2 separate regions of the Homo sapiens genome follow, and region 1 is linked to region 2. Evidence: read pairs that join two places in POLR2A ChIA-PET (ENCODE). Cell type or tissue: A673. All regions are shown on one strand.

Region 1 (8,000 bases), 710 kb before region 2:
ATCCACCCCCAGCTCATGTGGATTGAAGGAGTGCACATCACCCACCTCGTTCCTGGGGGTGTCCCTTCCCTAAGTTTCCTTTCTCTTAGCCTCATTTCTCTCATTTCTTTTATTTTGATTTGGTACATGGCATGTCTCTTTGTGAGCTGACAGTTTATACCTGAGGCAGGGCATAAATTCATATTTTCCTTATTTTTTTCTGGATTCATTTGGATACCTTATATAAGGGATCTAGTTACAAAAGCAAAGCATCTTGGATTGGATGGGGGGAAATTCTCCCCGAGAATCAGGAAAGCATGAAGCATCCCTATGGCCAAAGAAACCCTGCTGGAGGACAGGGAACATACACCCCCCACAGGATATAAGGCCTGGGGAACACATGCTGTTGTACCTGTGTGTGTATACATGCATGTGTCCATCCTTGTAGCCTTGAGATACCCACAGCCAGGACTCCTGCCCTTCCCAGAAACAATTATCCTCAGCTGATGGCTCAAAAGACATGTACTACTACTTAGAAAGAGGAAGGGAAGGCTTTTGGAGTGGCTTACGGTAATCTGGAGAATAATATTGCACACTGACACAAGAAAAACATGGGAGACAATTTATTCTGGCTGAGGTCAGTTACTAAAAGCCACATAAAGTAGGCTTCTATCGTGTCAGATTTTCTGTTGACATGTGGTAGGGCATCTCTGAAATGAGAGGATAACATACAAAAGAGGGACAAATTAAGTTGTTAGACGTTAAACCCCATCACCATCCTTCCTCACTGAATTTAGAAAGCAATAATATAAAGAAACACAATAATTGTTGCAACTGGTGTGCCCCCCGGGTACACATCCTCAAAACACCATGAGCATGTATGTATTTGCATCTTATTCTCCAGTTTAGGGCTAAGGAATCTGGATCTCACAGCAAAAGTCCATTCATCTTCTACGTGAGGGGTCTGGATCCAGCTACAGGCTCTGGATGTTTTCAAAGAAAGCAATCTTTCCATTCAACTATGCATTTAATAAACAACCCAATAAAAATTTCCATACAAAGAATTTTTTATTGACATTGTAAGAAACATTTTTTTTTCTTTGTTACAAAAGGACTAAGTGGTTCTGAAAGCAAAGGTAGAGTTCATCTGTGGCTGGGCTGCAGCCCCTGGGCTTGAGGTGGGCGTGATCACGGGGAATGCAGGCTTGTCCGAGGAACGCCTGGGCCAGTCACATCTGAACGCTATGCCTACAATACTTAAATGTATTTACATGTGTTTCTTTTAAAAAAAGGATTACACATTTTATTTTTTAAAAAAATCTAAAAAAGGTGAAAAAAATGAACTTGTATTTTATTTTACATGTCTGCAGGATACACAAGGGTAACTTGTCAGAAGAGAACATCCTCCTATCAGTTCAAAACAACACATGAAACCAGGATACAAGACAGCCTCGACTCTGCTACCACCGTGCGCTCTCTGGCTGGTGCACACACAGCCTTGGAGTGCTGATTGGGCAACACCAACTGGTCCCTCTCATTGACAAGATTAACATAAAATAAGGCACATACATCGCAAGAATCAAAACTTTGTGGCTCAAGAGGAAGAGCCAATGTGTGAGGAGTTGGGAGGGGTTAACTTTTTCAGAAAAATAAAACAAAAATGGTTAGAAAACGTTTAACACAGACATTAAGCAGGAGTAGAATGTGTGAGCCTGCATGTTTTAGAAAAGGCAGGATGGTGACACTAGTGAGGCGGTCCTCTCGCTCTAAAATGCATAGGTTAGAGAAATGGAGAGAGGCTTGGAGGCTGGGGGTGAGTCTCAAGATATGAGATGCCTAGCCTACAGAGATCCCAAAAGGATGTCCCAAAAAGATGCTTCTAAGTGACCTCAAAAGACCTTCCTTCCACTGGACTGCCACAACAGATCACTGAAATTCTGGAGGAGTATACTTTCTTCTTCCTCCCTCCTCTCCTCTGTCCTTCTGAAATTTCCATATTGAGAGAAGCCAAACATTGAGCTGAAACTTGCATCTCCTGCAAATCTAAAAGCAGTAGAAAGGAAAGCAAATATAAAAAAAAAAAGAAATAAAAGAAGAATAGGGGAAACCCAGAAAATAACCTGAAACCATAGGAAAGAGCAGAAGCACAAGACAACAACAGTGGTGGGCCGGATCACTGTGCATCCCTCCAGGAAGGACAAAGCTGATACAGGAAATAATGGTAACTGAGAAATGGAGGTTGCATCCGAGAATACTACTGGAAGAGCCCTCTGATGGAGGAGGTCAGCATGGTCCCTTCCACCCAAGCTCCTTTCTTAGGAGGAGTGGAGAACACTCAGGCCCCATGCTTTGAAAACAAGAGTTGGAAAGGGATTGAACCAAACCATTAGAGCACACAAGATAAGACTGGAGATTTGGAGATTTGTGGAAAAGTGAGACTGGATCTCTGATTCTGTGACAACATTATGCCTTGTTTCAGAAACACAGAGAAAGTCTTGCTTTTTCAACTGAAAAGTGGTAGAGCCTCTACTTTCCTATGCTCAGATCAGTAGTTCTCTTTTGTTATGGGGCTGTTCCAAAGGAGACACATCCGTTAATTTCAAAGAAGACTTACATGGGGGAGAACAGCAGGCATGGAAGGGGAATTGCAGTGTCCCTCTGCTTGTCTCAGGAACATCTAGTTGAAAGCAAACCTAATAGTCTTAGCCAAAGTCCCCAGTGGCAAATCAACCTCCATGCGGAGATTCTTGGTCCAAATGAAAGAACATAAACATGAGAAAAGTGGGCTGGTCTTAACACTCTTTCTATTATCTAACACTTTATTTTACTTGATTTTGTCTTTCTACTGTAATTTAAATGGCAAGATTAAAGGGGAAAAGCCACATAATTGAATTATCAATCACTTGCAGTAAATCCAATTCCAGGGGTCAATGGGACAGAATACAGCAGGTAGCCTGAGGTGTTAATATTTTAACAGTTTATATAATTTTTTAAAGCAATATGCTGGAAAATCCATGTACTCTTTGTGCACACACAGTATGACTTTTATGTGTATCAAATGCACGTGGGGAGTAGCTGCACTTCAAAAATCTTTAAATGTTTTAATCCAAAACAAAAGTACAGATCCAGTCCACATTAAGGACTAACTGCATGTAACATTTAACTTCGTGAATGGATGCAGCATTCAATAGACAGGGTGTGAAAAAAGGCATCCACACAGCTACTAAACATCTTCCCTAGTGCTCTCAAATACTAAAAATGGCTGAAGCAATTTATTCCCACTATGTGGGCTTTCTCTTTTACAACTAAGTTTTATAAATCCCTCAAAATAAGGTATTTAGAATGGAAATCCTCCCTCACTATAGTGGAATTAATAAATGTTACTGATACAGCCGCTTGTGGGGTTGTTTAAATACCTATATACTTAGAGCTATATATAATCAATTCTCAGTTAAAATGGGAAAGAGATGGAACTAATCAACAAACACAGCAACTCATAAATATTCCCCCAACTAATTCTACCCAATTGCTTCAATCTACCATCTATCTAACTTCTTACCAGAACAGATAAAAGTAGCAATGTGGCTGAGTGTCACCAACTGTCCGTCCCTTCTCTCTAACTGCAGTGCGAAACAGCACTGAATGTTCATGAAGGTAGTGGGAGGAGAGGCAAATGTGATAACTGAGAATCGACCATACAGACATAGCCTCCCCCAAAGCACACTTACAGACATGAAGAGCTGAAAACCAAAACTGTGAGCGCCCATTTCATTTATAAGAGCCCCACGTTCCCATTTCTGTTTAACTGTGGAATGCCCTGAACTGAATTGGAGATGGGGGGAACATCAATATTCTGTCATCTATGCTACAGTGCACCCACAAAAGTTTCTTAAACTAGCTATCCATATTCTGATTCTTGTGCCCAATGTGGGAATTAAAATAAAAAACAGAAACCAAAACACAAAACAAAACACTGAGCACATGTAAAGGAGAATTTTAAAAGCTGGAAGTGTAACCCCTTGGTCACAAGCACACCAACTCCTATTTCCTTTGAGCAACAGCAAAACATGTCAAATCCTTTAATTTGACTGCTCTTCTAAAAGAAAGAAGAATATGCACATCACAAATTTACATCGGTTTACTAAAAAGGGGGCGGGGCTTACAGTTTTTTTTTTTTTTTTTAAAAAGAGGGTGGTTTGAGTGTAACAATACTGATTCAAAACTGAAATGGAAGACAGTTTCTCCCTAGAATACTTTAGGGTTTTTCAGAGTCCTTTTCCATAAAAGGAATATAATTGAAACACATCTCAGTTAGGTGAGATGAGATTGCTAAAATACATACAGAACTAAAAAAACAGCCAAAACAAAGTCAGTTTAATCTCTTCAACTCCTATTGATTTCCGTTGGTTGCAGTCTTTTTTTCCTAAAGCCTATTGCATAACTGCAAGGAATTTGCTTTCTTCCGCTAGGGAGGTCAGCAAAGAACTCATGTCCCCGATAGCCATGTTGGTGGTGCTCATGGACAGCGCTGGGAATGGGAGGGACGCCCGAGGCGTGGTGAGGCGGGAGGAGCTATGGGAAAGGTTCTGAATGATACTTGGGCTCAGGGCCCCCGACATCAGGCTGGAGTGGTCCCCATCGTCTATGATGGCATCGAAGTCAATCTGTACCCCTTCCAGGTCATGGCTGTCGAGGCTGTCCACTGTGCTTGTCACCTGATTAGCACCTGGGGAAAGTAACTCAGAGTTTTTGGCGCTGGTCCCCTGTAGCAGGCAGCTGGCGTCTGAAATAGAGAATGAACCAGCTTTCGTGTCTTGCTGACTGAAGCCCACGGTTTGGTCATAGAACTGACCAGAGTAATTCTGCAGATTAGAGCACAGCGGATGGGGCTGCCCTTTCATCTCCATCTTGATACCATTCACCCTGCAGGTCTGACTTGTGTCACTGAGCTGTCCTGACTGCAGAGCAAGGCTGTCCCTCGGCATAGCCTGGCGCCTGCTGCCCCCAAAGCTGGCACATGGCTGGTAGCCCCTGACAACTGCCAAGCTTGACGGCTGGCTGCCCATGCCGTGAGCCCCTGGCAGGCAGCTCTCTGGCCCTTGGTAGATGTTGATGTGTGAGGTAGCACTAATCTGCCCAAGCATCTGCTGACCGGGGCGGCCTGCCCCCGGGTGCTGCATGCTGTCGCCGAGGAGCTGGTGAGCCAGGTACCCCTGTCCCACTGGGTCCTGGTTCTGCATGCCATTCACCATGCTGCCAGCTGACTCATTTGGCGCTACCGGCAGGCCGAAATTCAGCTGGCCCCCGCTCCCTTGCATGGGGGTGCTCTTCAGCTTTGAGGCTTGAATCCCGGCACCACAGGCACCGTCGAGTGCACCAGGGGCCACTGGCTGCCTGTTGAGACAGTTCCCATACTGCGGGGCCTTACAGGGCTGTTCATGGAAGGCGTTTCCACTGGTGCCACTTCCGGGGCTGTTGTGGAGCATCAAGTGCTCTGGGCCACCGTAGGGGTTGCTGTTCTCCCCGAGGGTCTGATAGCCCCCAGCAGGCCCGCTCCTCAAGGGGTTCTGCGGGTGGACGACCATGCCGTTGCAGAACCCAAAGGCGCGAGTCTGCGGCACAGCGGGCCGCGGCCCACACTTGAGCTTGGAGGAGGACAGGTCGGCGCTTCCGGAGCTGACTTCGTTCCACTGAATGGGCAGGTCGGTTTTGCTGCCCTCGGGGCAGGGCTGCTCGAGGGCATGGAACTGCTGGCCAGCGTGGCTGTCTGGCAGCCCGGGCGCGTCAAAGTCACCGGGCCCGTGGGGCACTTTGCTGTCGTCCGGGAGGGCGCTGGGGAAGTGCTGCTCGTACCCTGCTTGGTTCTGGGAATTTAAATACTGCACCACGTCGTCCGGCAGGAAATCCTCATCGTTCAGGTTGGCATCAGCGTCCATGGTCAGGGACTCCAGGGTGACGTTCTCGGTGATGCTGGGAGGACAGGGGGACGAGTGGAAGTTTCGGGACTGGCCGCCCTCGGGCCGCGTGTAATTCTGAAGCACGAGACTGCGCTTCTCCGCGGACGTGGCCATCGCCGGGGGGTTGCAGCTGCTGAGGCTGCTGAAGCGCGGCACACGAGGCAGGGCCAGGCCCTCGGAGCCTGTCCGCACCGGGTCGCTGGCCCTCCTCACGCCGTGGCCCGGCGCATCGTGCGGCTGCAGGTGGCGCCGCCCGTAGCCGTGGGCTCCCCCGTCGCTGCACCTCCTCGGGGCATGAACTGGAGGCAGGGCCACGCCAGGCTCGAGGGCATCCCCGAGCAGCGCCAGGCGCGTCTTCAGGCTCATCCTCTCCATGTTGGGCAGGGGCGTCGGCGGCGGCCCTCCTGTGGCAGCCGCGTACTTGGCCTTGAGGCGGTACTGCTGGGCGGGCGTGAGGCTGAGCAGGCTGGGCAGGCCGTCGCTCTGGCTGGCTTCGCTGGAGCGGCGCGAGGCGTCGGTGGAGATGGGGTCGTAGGAGTCGGCCACGCTCACGTTCTGCGGCCGGCCCTCGGCCTGTGACGCCTCGCTGGAGCGGCGGCTGGAGAAGCAGGGCGAGATCCCTGAGGAGCGGCGGCTGCTCAGGTAGGCCGAGCTGATGGTGCTGGCGCTGCTGTCCCTTCTGTTGAGCATGTTCAGCATAGTGACGTCCACCCCAGAGAGGTCGCTTCTGCCCGGGAGAAGCGTCATGGGCCCACCCAAGCTGCAGGTGTTGTTGGACTGTGTGCCTGGAGACAGAGAAAGGGAGAGACCATGCGGAGATGAATTCCCTTCGAGCATGACTTACACCAGGCATGAGCAACCCTTTTCTGTAAAGGGCCAGCTAGGAACTATTTCTGGTGTCCCAGGCCACATTGCCTGCCTCACAACTACTCAGCTCTGCAGTGTAGCCCCAACACGGCCACAGAGAGCAGTGAGCAAGCAAGCGTGGCGGGGTGTCCATGAAGCTTCCTTTACAAAAACAGGGGCGGCTGGAGATGGCCGCAGGCTGTAGTTTGCTGATGCCTGGCTTAAACAAAACAATAACAACTCCCTCGATTCACTGAAGCCCCTCCCCAAGCGCTGTGCAAGGACAAAAAGAATCTTGTGATGGTACACAACGCTTGAGTTCCAGGCAAGTCCCCAGGCAAAGGTACTCCACGAGTTTCACATTCACGCTCAGGGCGTCCTGTTCATGCCACATCCTACCAACAGGTAACACCTGTGTTGGTGCAGGCAAGAGCTTCACCCCTTAGGTGCTCTCAGAAGTGTAATCTCAGAAGTGCAAACTGACCTGGGGACTGACAGTGGGGAGGGATTTCTGACTTTCCTTGAACTGGGTAAATATAAATAAAAGTGGCTGCTAACCTCGTGGTTTTAAATTTTGGAAACCAGAGACAGAGTTCCAACCACAGATGCCTCCACTGCTGGCATTCCCTTACCCTAATCTAACAGTTATGATTTCACCATCAGAATATGAGTCATGCACAGTCACATTTTTTTCTCAATATTATCCTGTTCCTAGCTGTTTTTAAAATATGGACAATCCCAAAAGGCAACTTGAATGGGCTAAACATTAACGGATGGTTACAGCGTCATTTTAGGACTGGTGGAGAAACTAGCAAACATAAAACTGAGGGCCTGCATTTAAAAGAACAGAAAAAAAAACCCTGAGCAGATGCATGGTCTGATGTAGAACTCACCATTTCCTATGAGAGGAGAGACCGCAGGGGCTTTAGGGGGTAGAATGGGGTTCAGTCGCGGAAACATTCCATTCACTTGTTTTAGCCTTTCTAGTTTTACGTGCTCCATCCATTTGGTCCCTGCCGGGTTTCTCCTGGCTTGCAAAGCAAGGGCTGTGGTTGCAGTGGAAATGGTTGAGTCCATGATTGGGGTTTCATCGATGGCACTGAGGTCTCCTATACTACCTCCATCGGTCAGAGGAAGCTCGAGCCCACTGTTGGAATAGTTGCTGATGGGGGACTGTTGGCTGCTGCATGAAGACTGACCACCAGGGCTTGGCTGAGA
Region 2 (8,000 bases):
AGGCAGGGACCGGCCATTTTCACTTTTTTTGTGGTGGAATGTCATCAGTTAAGGCAGGAACTGGCCATTTTCACTTCTTTTGTGATTCTTTACTTGCTTTGGGCCATCTGGACGTATACGTGCACGTCACAAGGGATACCATGGCTTAGCTTGGGCTCAGAGGCCTGACACTAACCACACAGGCTTTCCCAAAATAGCCTGTTACTTCATCAAGCCCAGTGGCAGTCTCTAGAGTTCCATTTATGTTTACGTACATGAACAACTGCTTTTGCCTAGCACTAGGTATATGATGTGTCGTCCTTACTCCCAATTCCATTTTTTATAGGAGATTGGATACATAAATACCTAAAATTAAGTACCCAGTCAATCATGAAAATGTTCTGGAATTAGATAGTGGTGATGAGTGCACAGCTTTGTGAATGCACTAAAACCACTGAATGGCACAACTTAAAAGGATAAATGTTATGATGGATGAACTACATTCAACAAGAACAACTAAATCCTTCAAACTATTCATAAAGTGTACATGCAAAATAGAAATTTCATACCTGCAAGGATTTAGAGAATGTGCTTTTCATGTACCTATTCTTTAAAAGCTACTAAAGAATGTGCCTTGGGAAAACAAAAAATTCAATCAAAAAGAGGAGAACATAATACTTGAGAAACCATGAAGACAGATGACAGGTCCTAGGACAGGAGCTATACAGTAGGCTATGCTGCAGGAATGCAGTTGCAAATGCTGCCAAAATTCCCAGAAAGGATGGCCTGAATCCACCAGAGACACTCAGCCATAAATCCCCAGCAAGCAGCACACAGGGCATTTCTAGAGCCCAGACCTTCCCTAGAAAAGATGACACCACTGAAAAGGACTGACATTATTTAGAAACCCCCAGAAATCTAAGCTGGGGAATAAAACACAGACATTTGGCCTTCTGCCCATAAACTTGGATCCATTGGGGATTCTACTAAAACGATTCAAAACTTTACTCAGCCATTAACATGGTAGTTTGGTAAATTGGTTTTATAACTCATCTATCAACTTTTGCAAACGAGGCATATTTATTTCTCACAGTTCTGGAGGTTGGGAAGTCCATAATCAAGGTGCTAGCAGATTTGGTGTCCAGTGAGGACCCGCTTCCTGGTTCAAAGGCAGCCATCTCTTCACTGTGTCCTCACATAGTGGAACCGGCAAGGGAGCCCTCTGGGCTTCTTTTATAAGGGCACCAATCCCATGACCTAATCATTTCCCCAAAGGCCCCCACCTTCTAATATCATGTCCTTGGGCATTAACATTTCAACATACAAATTTATGAATTTTAGGGAGATGCATATATTCAGACCATAGCACAAGTCAATAAGTGAGTAAAACAAGGAGAGAGAGAAGCACACATTTTCTTCTGTAGAATAGCAAAGAAGTAGATTTTTGAAGAAGTAGTGATAAATAAAACTCAATTCAGTCGTGGCCAAGTCATCAGAGCAAGGAATACCCATTGGATGCTCGTCACTCTGCATTCCCATACACTATATTTCAGCCTGCTTAGTGCAAACTATAAAAAGTAAGTAAGCAATAAATCTGTTAAATGATAATATATATTGTACTCTATTTGTTTTTTAAATAATTTTTATTGTTTATTATTATTCTTTTTAGAGACAGAGTTTTGCTCTGTCACTCAGGCTGGAGTCCAATGGCACAATCATAGCTCACTGTAGCCCCAGACTCCTAGGCAAGTAATCCTCCCTCCTGAGTAGCTGCAGATATGCATCACCACACTCAGCTGATTTTTAAATTTTATGTTGTGTAGAGACAGGGTATCACCATGTTGTCCAGACTGGTCTTAAACTCCTGGCCTCAAGCAATTCTCCTGCCTTGGTCTCTCAAAGAATTGGGATTACCATCATGAGCCACCATGCCCAGCCTATTCACATGATTTTATGACTACAAAAATATATGTATACTTCCTCATAGAAATGCCTTAAAGAAAGAAGTGTTAATTATTTCTTTCTATATCATAAGTGCCATGCATCTTGCTAAGATATATTAGATCTGCAAAGTGTTTATTGAATTAATTTCTAAAAATAATAAAACTCTTAGCTTTGTTGCGTGCATATATATATATATACAAGTAAAATGCTTATTGCACAGACTAAACTCATTGGAGTAAAAACAACAAACAGTTTTATTTTTTCCTCCAGCACCTTAAATATGCTATACAACCCCTCCCTTCCCTTAGCAACATCTGAGTCAGATGCCATGGTCCCTCTCAGGTATTGAGAATGGGGTGGAGGAAATGTTTTTAGTTTATATTATTTAACAGTTCCTGCTGATGTAGTTCTTTTGGTCACCATGGGCTGGCCTAAAGTGGCATCTCTCATGGGGTGCATGTGCCACCTCTCTAGAAGCCATGTGCAGACTAATGTAGCTAATGTGCTCTCCAGCTCTCCTCTGTGACCATCCACAAGCACCTGTCCCTAGAAGTACTCCTGACAAAGATGCTCACAGCTGGCATGGAGCCCAAAGCTAGTCCTCTTCATAAGGGTACCTTTAAAAAGCCTTTAGGCTGGTTCTCTTCTCCCATGTCTGTGCACTTTGAAAAATTCAAGCATCCTTGCCATGCACCTGACCTTTGTCCTTACCCTGCAATTGCACCTGCTCAATCCAGCTTCCTGCCATCAGGACTCTCCAGGTCAGAAGTGAGCATTGCTGTCCACACTCACAAACACCACAAGTTTTCAGAGACACACAAAATTATCCTGAGAACTCCCTCACCAATCTTCCTTCTGCTGGACTGGAAGCCCTGGGGAAGGCCTGCAGACACCATAGCTCAGCAAATCACCTCACTGTGGAGGGAAATGCAGGCTTCTTTTCTCTCAGCAACCACAATTTCCATCCACAGTTTTCTTAGAGCCCTTCTCATCTGGTTTGAGGGACGGGAAATGCTGGGCAGTCCCCACTTAGGCAACAATGCAACATGAAAACTGCTAAAACTTCCTCCACTACATTTAACTCCCCTTAACATTTATACTCTTCTCTTTCTATAAATATTTGACAGTGGAACAGGGACTTGTAAGACTACTTTGGCTATCTCTTAACAATTCCTGGGGAAGATATGCGCATTTGGAAGAATATGAAGTACTTTTCAATCCTTGTCCTCAGCCTGGGGCCTTCAACGGAAGTGTTAGATGACAGAAAAAGTCTAATGGATGTCTTATTACATATGAGGCATGTATGTGTCCTTACATGTATTCCTTACATGTATACCCCAGCTCATCTCAAAAAGGTTGTATGCAGCTGCAGAGATGCATAAAACACAACAGAACAAAGATAAGACTCAGAAAAAAACCTATCTGGTACTATAAAGATACTGCAGATACATCTGAAGATTTTTGAGCAAAAGAGTGACATGATGAAAAAACATGTTTTAGAAAGATGGAGAAGATGAAGAAGGCTTTGTGGAACACGTATCAGGACTAAGTAGTGGAAATGCTTATAGGATGTAGATGGGCTTTGCTGTTCTGCTAAAGCAAGGCACAATGTGTTCAAGAAGACACACTTGAGGGCTACTACTCTTTTCCAATGTCAGGTCTCAAATATTAATGCCTGGGCAATTTCCTGCATAATATACTCCACAGAGTCAGCAGTGTTGTACAGGTGAGAATCACTGGGCAGGCATTGGATGATAGCAGTCAAAATCTGGGTGCTTGCTAATTGTACTTTAATATGAGAGAGAGAGCACGAGAGAGAGAGAGAGAGATCACACAAATGAATCAGCACTAACTGCACTCTCACCCAAGCTCTGCCCAAAGGCAGTCCTTGCCAGATAACCAGCACTATATTAGATTTTGAAAAACAGTGCAGCAGTGTCAGCTTCCATGATAAATCATCCTTTCAGGCTCTTAGAGCAGAACAAACACCTTGACTTTCCTGCCATGGATGATGCTTGCTCTCTCTCAAGTCCTGAGTCACCCTGGAGCATCTCCAAATGTGGACTCAGAGGCAGTTAGAAGATAGTCAAGAAAGCAGTGGCACCAGGCTGACATATTTCTGGGGAGTCGAAGCTGGACTGTCTAATTATCCTTCACCACACTCCGTGGAGCTCTCTGTGGTTCCCAGCCTGACTGCCTTCAAATGGTACCAGGCAATCCCCTGGAACTTTTTGCAGCTATTCCTTACAGCTGTGAAGACAGCTCTTTGGGTGATATCCAGCCTGCTGAATCATTCATTTCCTGTTCTTGATCTCAGAAAGTTCTGTTTGATGTTGTTTTCTCAAGACCATCATTTTAAAGGAAGCAATATTTTATATAATGCAGCTTTGTGGGCTTAGGCACTAAAACCAGATTATTTTGAATATGGCTTACCCTTATAATCATTTTCCTATGTAGAATTCTGGGTGCTGAGAATAACTCTACCATGATCCTCCCATGACATGAGGATGTTGGATGTTATAGGCAGGATTCCCAGTTCTGTTTACGCTATAAAGTTGAAGACATTGCTCAACTTGTCAGTAACAAGTCAGGAGAAGTTGCCATTTGTAAAAGTGTCAGATGTATTTGCTAGTGCAACCCAAGAATCTGCTGTGTGGGTGTTTCCAAGACTTCCATCTTATGAGAGCACTCTTCTCTTTAATGTTAAAATAAAAATGAGTTTATTCCCCATCCCTCACTTAGTCAACTCCCTGCATTTCTCAGGAATCTCAGGGACTTTCCATTTCTCACAGTTACTCCCTCTTCTAATATCCTCCTTCTGTTTAACTATCTTTCACTTGGATTCTCAATGCTTACATCTGCTATTTCTCTCCACTCTGCATCAAACGAAATGTGAAAACATGGATGCTTTTCCATGATTAAAACTGTTAATCAACTTTAATGTTAAAGTTCTTAACTTAAACAACTTTAATTTTGATAAAACTACCATCTTTGGGTAGTTTTAACAAAATTTATTAAGGAGTCAGAGGTAAAGGAGCATATGACTGAACACTGCCTATTAGTCCATATGCGACCCTCCTGATCCTAGAAGTCTCCTGGCCATTTCCCCCCGGGAAGCATCTCACTGGCTGACCCCTGCCTTCTACAGCCTTCCATGCAGCTGGCCCTGCTTCCTGTTCATCCAGAGCCCTCTCACTCTTTCCTTCTTAAGTTACCATGAAAAATTTAAATGCTCCTTGTTTTAATCGGCAACCAATATAGTGCTCTTTGTCTTACTCTTCCTCCCTCTAGATCAAGGTCTGGGGTCTATTTCCTCACCAAAAATTCAACAATAATCAATCATACTGCCAGACAAACTTTGTTTCCCTACTCCTACCTCCTACATTAGTCGTAAAATTATTAGATTTTAAAACATTTAGATACTGTAATGTATCTACTCTCATTAGAAATCAGATAAAGAACACAGAAGGACTCAGTTTCAAAATACTGTAATGTATCTATTCTCATTAGAAATCAGATACAGAGCACAGAAAAATTCAGTTTCAAAACTTATTAATCTCTATTATGAACAATTATATGCCAATATATTTAAAAACCTAGAGGAAATGGCTAAATTCCTGGACACATACAACCTGCCAATATTGAACCAAGAAGAAATAGCAAGACTGAACAGACCAAAAACAAGTAATGAGATTGAACCAGTAATAAAAACTTCCCAACAAAGAAAAGTCCAGGACTGGATGACTTCGTAGCTGAATTCTACTGAACTCTTAAAGAATTAATACAAATTCTTCTATTCTAGGAGGCCAGTGTAACTTTGATACCAAAACCAGACAAGGACACGAAAATGAAAGAAAACTCTAGACCAATATCCCTAGTGAACATAGAGACAAAAATTCTCAACAAAATACTAGCAAACTGAATCCAACAGCACATCAAAAAGATCACACACAATGATCAAGTAGAATTCATCCTATGGATGTAAGGATGTTTCAACATAAGCAAATCAATAAACACGATACATCACATCAGCAGAATTATAAGGACAAAAATTATATGATCATCTCAACAGCTGCAGAAAAAGCACTTGACAAAATTCAACATCCCTTCATAGTAAAAACCTTCAATAAATTAGGTATAGAAGGAAAGTACCTCAACATAATGAGGGCCACATATAACAAACTAAAATCATACAGAATGAGAACAAAATCTTACCACTCTTATTCAGTATAGTACTAGAAGTCCTAGCCAGAGCAGTTAGGCAAGAGAAAGAAATAAAGGACATCCAAATTGGAGAAGAGGAAGTCAAAATGTTCCTGCTTGCAGATAAATGATCTTATACATAGAAAAATCTAAAGACTCTACCAAAAAACTCAGAACTGATAAACGAAATCAGTAAAGTTGCAGGATACAAAATCAACAACAAAAATCAGTGGCATTTCTATATAGAGACAACAAACTAGCTGAAAAAAAAAATCAAGAAAGCAACTCCATTTACAATAACTACAAAAATAATAAAATATCTAGAAAAAGAATTTAACCAAGGAGATGACAGATATCTACAAGGAAAACTATAAAACACCGATGAAAGAAATTGAAGAAAACACAAAAAAATAGAAAGACATCCATATTCGTGAGCTGGAAGAATTAATATTGTTAAAATGGCCATACTAACTAAAGTGATCTTCAGATTCAATGCAGTCCCTACCAAAATACCACAGAAATAGAGAAACATAATACTAAAATTTGTATGGAACCAAAAAAGACCCTGAATAGCCAAAGTAATTCTGAGCAAAAAGAACAAAGCTGAAGGTATCACATTACTATTCTTCAAAACATACTACAAAGTTAGAGTAGCCAAAACAGCATGGCACTAGCATAAAAACAGACACACAGGTCAATGGAACAGAATAGAGATTTCAGAGATTAATCCACAGATTTGCAGCCAACTAATTTTTGACAAAGGCACCAAGAACACTCACTGGGAAAAGGACAGCCTCGTCAATAAATGGTCCTGGGGAAACTGGATATCCATATTCAAAGAATGAAACTAGATGCTCACGTTTCACCCTATACAAAAGTCAACTCGGAATGAATCCAAGGACTAGATGTAAGACCTGAAACTATAAAGCTACTAGAAGAAAACATGGGGGAAATGCTTCAAGACATTTGTCTGGGAAAATATTTTATAAATAAAATCTCAAAAGCACAGGCAACTACGGCAAAAATAAACAAATGAAATTATATCAAATGAAAAAGCTTTTAAACAACATAGAAAACAATCAACAGAGTGAATGGACAACCTACAAAATAGAAAATATTTGCAACTATTCATCTGACAAGGAATTAATATTCAAGATTATACAAGCAACTCAAACATCTCAACAGAAAAAAAAAAAAACTAAAGAAAAGCCTGATTTAAAAATGGGAAAATGATATGAACAGATATTTCTCAAAATACAGAAATTTTCAACAAATATATGTAAAAATGTTCAACATCATTAATCATCAGGGAAATGCAAATCAAAACTACAATGAGATATCATCTCATCTCAGATAAAATTGCTATTGTCAAAAATACAAAAATAATAAATACTGGTGAGGATGCAGAGAAAAGGAAACTCTTATACACCACTGGTGCAAATGTAAACTAGTATAACCCTTATGGAGAACAGTGTGGAGGTTCCCCAGAAAACTACAAATAAAACTACCGTATGATCCAGCAATCCCACCACTGGCCATTTATCCAAACGAAAGGAAATCAGTATATCAAAGACAGGTCTGCAGCCCCATGTTGATTGCAGCACTGTTCACAATAGTCAAGACATGGAATCAACCCAAGTGTCCAACAACAGATGCATAAAGAAAATATGGTATATATACACAATGGACTACTATTCAGCCATAAAAAAGAATAAAATTCTGTTATTTACTGCAACGTGGATGAAACTGGAGGACATTGTACTAAGTAAAACAAGCCAGGAACACAAAGTTAAATACTGCATGTTCTCACTAATATGTAGAAGCTTTAAAAAATTAATTTCATAGAAGTAAAAAGTAGAACAGAGCATATTAGA

Evidence for each region. Peaks named below come from ENCODE experiments on the same cell type or tissue, not always from the same donor. Only the 100,000 strongest peaks of a DNase experiment are listed, where the experiment ranks them.
Region 1: POLR2A ChIA-PET joins it to region 2 with 6 read pairs; 2 of 35 experiments call an interaction of 5 or more read pairs at or near these places.

The regions. Positions count from the first base shown.
Region 1 is chr7:41,959,921-41,967,920 of GRCh38, forward strand. It overlaps GLI3 (GLI family zinc finger 3), which reads right to left. Exons shown (of 15, transcript NM_000168.6): 14 at 7,676-8,000; 15 at 1,029-6,721. The coding sequence ends at 4,410. Among named protein-coding and RNA genes, the nearest start is that of INHBA, 260 kb to the left of the region's middle. In A673, no CTCF peak of the experiment used is centred here; no DNase peak of the experiment used is centred here.
Region 2 is chr7:42,673,975-42,681,974 of GRCh38, forward strand. All of the region lies in intron 1 of LINC01448 (long intergenic non-protein coding RNA 1448), which reads right to left. Among named protein-coding and RNA genes, the nearest start is that of LINC01448, 28 kb to the right of the region's middle. In A673, no CTCF peak of the experiment used is centred here; a DNase peak (open chromatin) is centred at 4,177; H3K27ac peaks cover 596 bases.